2 separate regions of the Homo sapiens genome follow, and region 2 is linked to region 1. The links are chromatin loops, found by intact Hi-C in ENCODE. Cell type or tissue: pancreas. All regions are shown on one strand. Links, peaks and the distances in the headings refer to the core of each region. The heading gives the core; the rest is flanking DNA.

What was found. Peaks named below come from ENCODE experiments on the same cell type or tissue, not always from the same donor. Only the 100,000 strongest peaks of a DNase experiment are listed, where the experiment ranks them.
Region 2: it touches region 1 in a loop (4-fold over the local background); 3 of 110 quality-filtered maps call a loop at or near these places.

What each region holds. Positions count from the first base shown.
Region 1 is chr3:66,293,486-66,296,411 of GRCh38, forward strand. The region is part of intron 5 of SLC25A26 (solute carrier family 25 member 26); the gene reads left to right. Among named protein-coding and RNA genes, the nearest start is that of SLC25A26, 74 kb to the left of the region's middle. In pancreas, for the core only: no CTCF peak of the experiment used is centred there; no DNase peak of the experiment used is centred there.
Region 2 is chr3:66,821,288-66,824,213 of GRCh38, forward strand. The region is part of intron 2 of LOC105377144 (a long non-coding RNA gene); the gene reads right to left. Among named protein-coding and RNA genes, the nearest start is that of KBTBD8, 180 kb to the right of the region's middle. In pancreas, for the core only: a CTCF peak has its summit at 1,192 (motif pointing left); DNase peaks (open chromatin) are centred at 1,174 and 2,494; H3K27ac peaks cover 2,500 bases.

The DNA of each region.
Region 1 (2,926 bases), core at 152-2,651:
CTAAGTCTTGTGCCCATTAGTTTTTTTTTTTTTTCCTGATCCTCTCCCTCCTCCCAGCCTCCACCGTCCGATAGGCTGCAGTGTCTCTTATTCCCCTCCGTGGATCTATGTGTTCTCATCATTTAGCTCGCAATTATAAATGAGAACATGTGGTATTTGGTTTTCTCTTTCTGCATTAGTTTGCAAAGGATAATGGCCTCTAGCATCATCCATATTCCTGCAAAGGAAGTGATGTCGTTTTTTCTTACGGCTGTATAGTATTCATGGTATATATGTACCACATTTCCTTTATCCAGTGTTTTATTACGGGCATTTAGGTTGATTCCATGTCTTTGCTGTTGTGAATAGTGCTGCAGTGAACATACGTGTGCATGTGTCTTTATGATAGAAGGATTAATATTCCTTTGGGTATATACTCAGTAATGGAGTTGTAGCCCTGTAATAGAGCTTGAAGTCTGGTAGTGTGAGGCCTTTAAGTTTGTTCTTTTTGCTTAGGATTACCTTGGCTACCTGGGCTCTTTTTTTTTGTTCCATATGAATTTTAAAATAGTTTTTTTCTAGTTCCGTGAAGAATGTCAGTGGTAGTTTAATAGGCATAGGGTTGAATCTATTATATAAATTGCTTTGGGCAGTATGGCCGTTTTCACAATATTGATTCTTCCTACTCATAAGCATGGAGTGTTTTTTCATTTGCTTGTGTCATCTCTGATACCTCTGAGCAGTGTTTTCTAGTTCTCCTTGTAGTATCTTTCACCTCCTTGGTTAGCTGGATTTCTAGGTATTTTGTTCTTTTTGTGGCAGTTGTGAATGGGAGTTCATTCCTGATAGGTCTCTTGGCTTGCCGGTGTATAGGAATGCTAGTGATTTTTGTACGTTGATTTTGTATCCTGAGACTCTGCTGAAGTTGTTTATCAGCATAAGGAGCTTTTGGGCCGGGACTATGGGGTTTTCTAGATATATGATCATGTCATTTACTGAGTTTTTAACATGAAGTGGTGTTGAATTTTATTGAAAGCCTTTTCTGTGTCTATTGAGATAATCATGTAGTATTTGTTTATTTATTTATTTCATGCATAACTCCTCAAGTTAGAGGGAGAAAATAAAATTGCGAGTCAAGGTGGAATTTGTTTGGAAGGCTCTGTGTGATGTTCTCATATAAATTATAGAAATGAGTAGTCTTAGAATATCAGCATTAAATAGAACTTTTAAAAAAATTCATGTAGCAGTAGGACAAAAGAAAAAGGTGTAATTAGCTAGTTAACACTCTGTCTACTATGTAGTAACCTATTTACTATGGGTCATTTACTGATTACCACACGTAATTGTTAGGAAAGTCTTTGTAGCAAAAATGACCATGATGCTCCAGTTTGTGGACAGTAAAGAATCCACTTTGCTTTTGGCTCTTAGTTGTAGGATTACATTTAAAAGATCTCAAATGAATTTACTCTCATTGCAATTAAAAAATATAAACTGTTAACTTCTTATCAAAAACACTTTACTGCTGTTCTTTATATTAAAATAAAGTTAGACGTATGCTGAATCTCATAAAAACTGGTTGGATACAGAATAAAAAAAGTTGATTTATCTCATGCAAATCAAAAACCCCAAAACAGTTTACAACCTATTTTGTAACTCAGAGGATGTTAAACAGGCATCACTCATGTTTTGAGGCATCTTGAGGCATTATTCAGTATATATGATTTTGCCAACTTGGATGGCCTTTGCATTTTCTCAAATTTGCTTGTGTGTTTTTTTTGAGACGGAGTCCCGCACTTTTGGCTGGGCTGGAGTGCAGTGGCGCGATCTCAGCTCACTGCAAGCTCTGCCTCCCGGGTTCAAGCAATTCTCCTGCCTCAGCCTCCTGAGTAGCTGGGATTACAGGCGCATGCCACCATACCTGTCTAATTTTTTGTATTTTTGTTTTTTTTTTTTTTTTGAGATGGAGTCTCGCTCTGTTGCCCAGGCTGGAGAGCAGTGGTACGATCGGCTTACTGCAAGCTCCGCCTCCCGGGTTCACGCCATTCTTCTGCCTCAGCCTCCTGAGTAGCTGGGACTACAGGTGCCCACCACCAAGCCCAGCTAATTTTTTGTGTGTTTAGTAGAGACGGGGTTTCACCATGTTAGCTAGAATGCTCTTGATCTCCTGACTTCGTGATCCGCCCACCTCGGCCTCCCGAAGATTTTTTGTATTTTTAATAGAGACGAGGTTTCACCATGCTGGCCAGGCTGATCTTGAACTCCTGACCTCGTGATCCGCCTGCCTTGGCCTCCCAAAGTGCTGGGATTACAGGTGCAAGCCACCGTGCCCGGCCATGTGTGTGTTTTTAAAACTATTTTTTAAATTCCATTTCTTGTCTGGGCACGGTGGCTCACGCCTGTAATCCCAGCTTTGGGAAGCCGAGATGGGTGGATCACGAGGTCAGGAGTTCGAGACCAGCCTGACCAACATGGTGAAACCTCATCTTTAATAAAAATACAAAAATTAGCTGGGCATGGTGGCAGGCACCTGTAATCCCAGCTACTCAGGAGGCTGAGGCAGGAGAATAGCTTGAACCCGGGAGGCGGAGGTTGCAATGAGCCGTGATCGCACCATTGCACTGCAGCCTGGGTGGCAGAGCAAGACTCCGTCTTGGAAAATAAAAAAAAAATTTCTTAAAGAATTGGAGCCATCAAAGTTGGCAAGCATTAAGCATGCTAATTAGTTCAACATACTGACCAATTCTCTGAATTATTAGTTCAAAGAAGCATGTGGACAGGGATGAAATTAAATTTGGGAATTTTTCACTCTAGTTGTTTTAGGATACTCAGGTTTGCTTTGATCTGTAAATAACAGATGCTTTTCCATGCATGGTTTAGAGTACATCAAACATGTTCAAAACTTTATCTCAGATACTTAAAATCAAGTTATTTTATTTTCCTGATATAC
Region 2 (2,926 bases), core at 199-2,698, 530 kb after region 1:
CAAAAATGACCTGCACCGTCTTAGCACCTAGGGTCTAAGGCCTCAGTTACAAAAATAAATTGTAAAGCCAGAAGAAAATATGTCACAATAACAATTAGAGGCCAGGCACGGTGGCTCACACCTGTAATCCCAGCACTTTGGGAAGCCGAGGTGGGAGGATCACCTGAGGTTGGGAGTTCGAGACCAGCCTGACCAACATGGAGAAACCCCATCTCTACTAAAAATACAAAAATTAGCTGTGCATAGTGGCACATGCCTGTAATCCCAGCTACTTGGGAGACTCAGGCAGGAGAATCACTTGAACCCGGGATGCGGAGGTTGCAGTGAGCCGAGATTGAGCCATTGTACTCCAGCCTGGGCAATAAGAGTGAAATTCCGTGTCAAACAAAACAAAATGGAACAAAACAATTAGAAGCTGCACAGTTTTCTTTAGGTGGCAAAATATGTATGAACAGTTACATGGCAAGCAAACTGCACATTAAATTTGGGTGTATTTTCCATATATGTTGTGTTCTTTACATTTACAGAGCTTTGGGGGAGGGGGACAAACAGTTATTTATGAGTTTTCCACGAATTGTTTTCTTTTCTCTTTCACTTTCTTTGGTCAGTCATTTGTAAGAATCAACTGGAGATAACACGCCAGACCCCAAACTTATTTTTGGCAGAAATGCACCATCCTTGCATGGACACTAGATGGAAAAATAGAGTTTTCTATTTAGATTTCTAGAATGGGTTATAGCAGGTACCTGGGAAAGGTTACGCAAATTGTTCAACATTCTTGCTGAAGTGGAAATGTTCTTGGGGAGTCCCCGTGGTCAGCATTAGGAAGAGGAATTACCCGCAGGGCCCAAAAGACAGATCCTCCCCTTTCTAAGAAGGATTGCAGACATTTGAATTGAGCTTTCTCGGGAGGTTTACGCAGCACACTCCCAATGTTCAGAACAGGGAGTAAAGAAAACATTTTGCTTGAGAAGCTTCCAGACCCCTGGGGTGACTTGTAGGATAAGAGTTTGGTTGGGATCCTAAAAGGTGGTAGATGTTCAGCTCACACGGACTAAGTGTTACAGGGCTGGCTTCCAGCTTGGGTAATGGCTGAACCTGTGAATGTTGCAAGTTGGCTTCATGAGGTGCCCTAAAAGTCCAGACTATAGACTCCACCTGACTCGCCAGGTCAATGCTCCCCCTTGTGGTGATTTCTGGAGCTGTTATCAGCTGTCTCCTAGGTGGCCCTTAGACAAGTAAGGGTGCTTGAAAACACATGGTCTGGGAATGCATATTGGTGCCTCTCAAACTCAAGAAAGGGGTGGCGACATTCCAGTTATGTGTCTGTTCCAAAGACCGCATATGGCCTTCTCTAATTTTTAGGGTTTTTTGAGAAAAAGTTCACACTAGCTGCTTTTAAATTCTCTTGCCTCTGAAATCCTTACCTGAACATCTCCCACCTAGAAAATATTTTTCACTGGCGACATCTCTTGTTTTGGGTGAGCAGAGATGAAATGACGCATGGCCTGTGTGATTACGGTGTGATGTCTGCACCAGGTGTAATGTGGGCTGAACAGCTTGACGTGTTTTCGTGAAACCAAAGTATAACCTTCCCAAATTAACCTCTTTGTTTCTGTTAATGCAGTCTTACCTACCAAAGTATTTTAAATGGTTCTTATGTATAGTTTAAAAGACTATAGGTTATAGCTATGCAGGGGGCACCTATCTTATGGGTATTTAACAACAGAAGCAGCTTCCTTTAAAAGTGGAATCAGTTATGAAATATATCATTTATGGGGCCAACTCCTCCAAGTACTCATTCTGTTTGCCTTTAAGCAATATCTTCCAGTATTTGTAACAGTTGTTCTCAGCAGCACAAAGACCTTAGCAGTTGAGAGATAAAGCATGAGTTTGGTCTGTGACCTTGATTACAACATGTTGTGATGTGACGATATGGCTTTGCCTTGACTGACATTTGTTTGGCCACTGCCATGGGTACTGTTTCAAGTCAGAAGAAATTTACATGGAGAAAAACATCCCATGAGCTTAAGTTAATACATTGGGAACTTGCCCTAAAACTAGGTGGCTTTTTTTTTTTTTTTTTTTTTTTTTTTTGGAAATCAAATAGTAACAAGTCCTATGTAACAAACATCTAGTATCAGGGTTACTAGGTGTATTATACGTTTATTTAAATCAAGATCATTACTAAGCACCTACTATGTGCAGGACAAGTGTAAGTGCCTTAGTAAACATTGTTTTTTATGCTATACACCATTTTAAAAGTTCCAATCAATATTTGCTTTCCATTCATTAAACATTGAAAGTTCTTTCAGCATGCCATCTAATCACACGTAAGTATTTGCCTTTTTCCAGGCTTAACAAAACATTTTAGACACAGACTATCAAAGAGCGAGGACTGTACAAATGTCTCCTTCTGATAATAGAACTCGGTGGCGACTTCAGTGGCCCAGGTCCTGGGAAAGTTTCCACGGCCTCCCTGGTGCCCTCCTTCCCACATGACTGCAGGAACATGAAGTAGTTCTAAAGACGGAGACCAAGGTGACCGGCCTTGCCCCTCCAACACAAGTCCCTCAAGAATCTTTGTGCCAGGGACATGAGGTGGGGGCTTTATGTTCCTCTACTCTCCACTGTCTCCTAGGCCAATCCCTTTGTATTACAGATGAGGAAATTGAGGCCCCAAGAGAAGTGACTTGTGTAAGGTCACACTGCTAGTACATCACTGTGCCAGTCCCAGAGCCGTGGACCTGGGACTCCCATCTCTATGTTATTTTCTTTTCATTAATCTAAATCATCTTAATCTTTCAGATTTCTGGATGAACTAGAAATCCTTTCTCGCCTCTGAGCTTTAGTTTACAAACCGTTTCCTCTATGTGCAATTCCACCATCTTATATCACCCTTGTACCTTCACCTTTGACAAGTGAC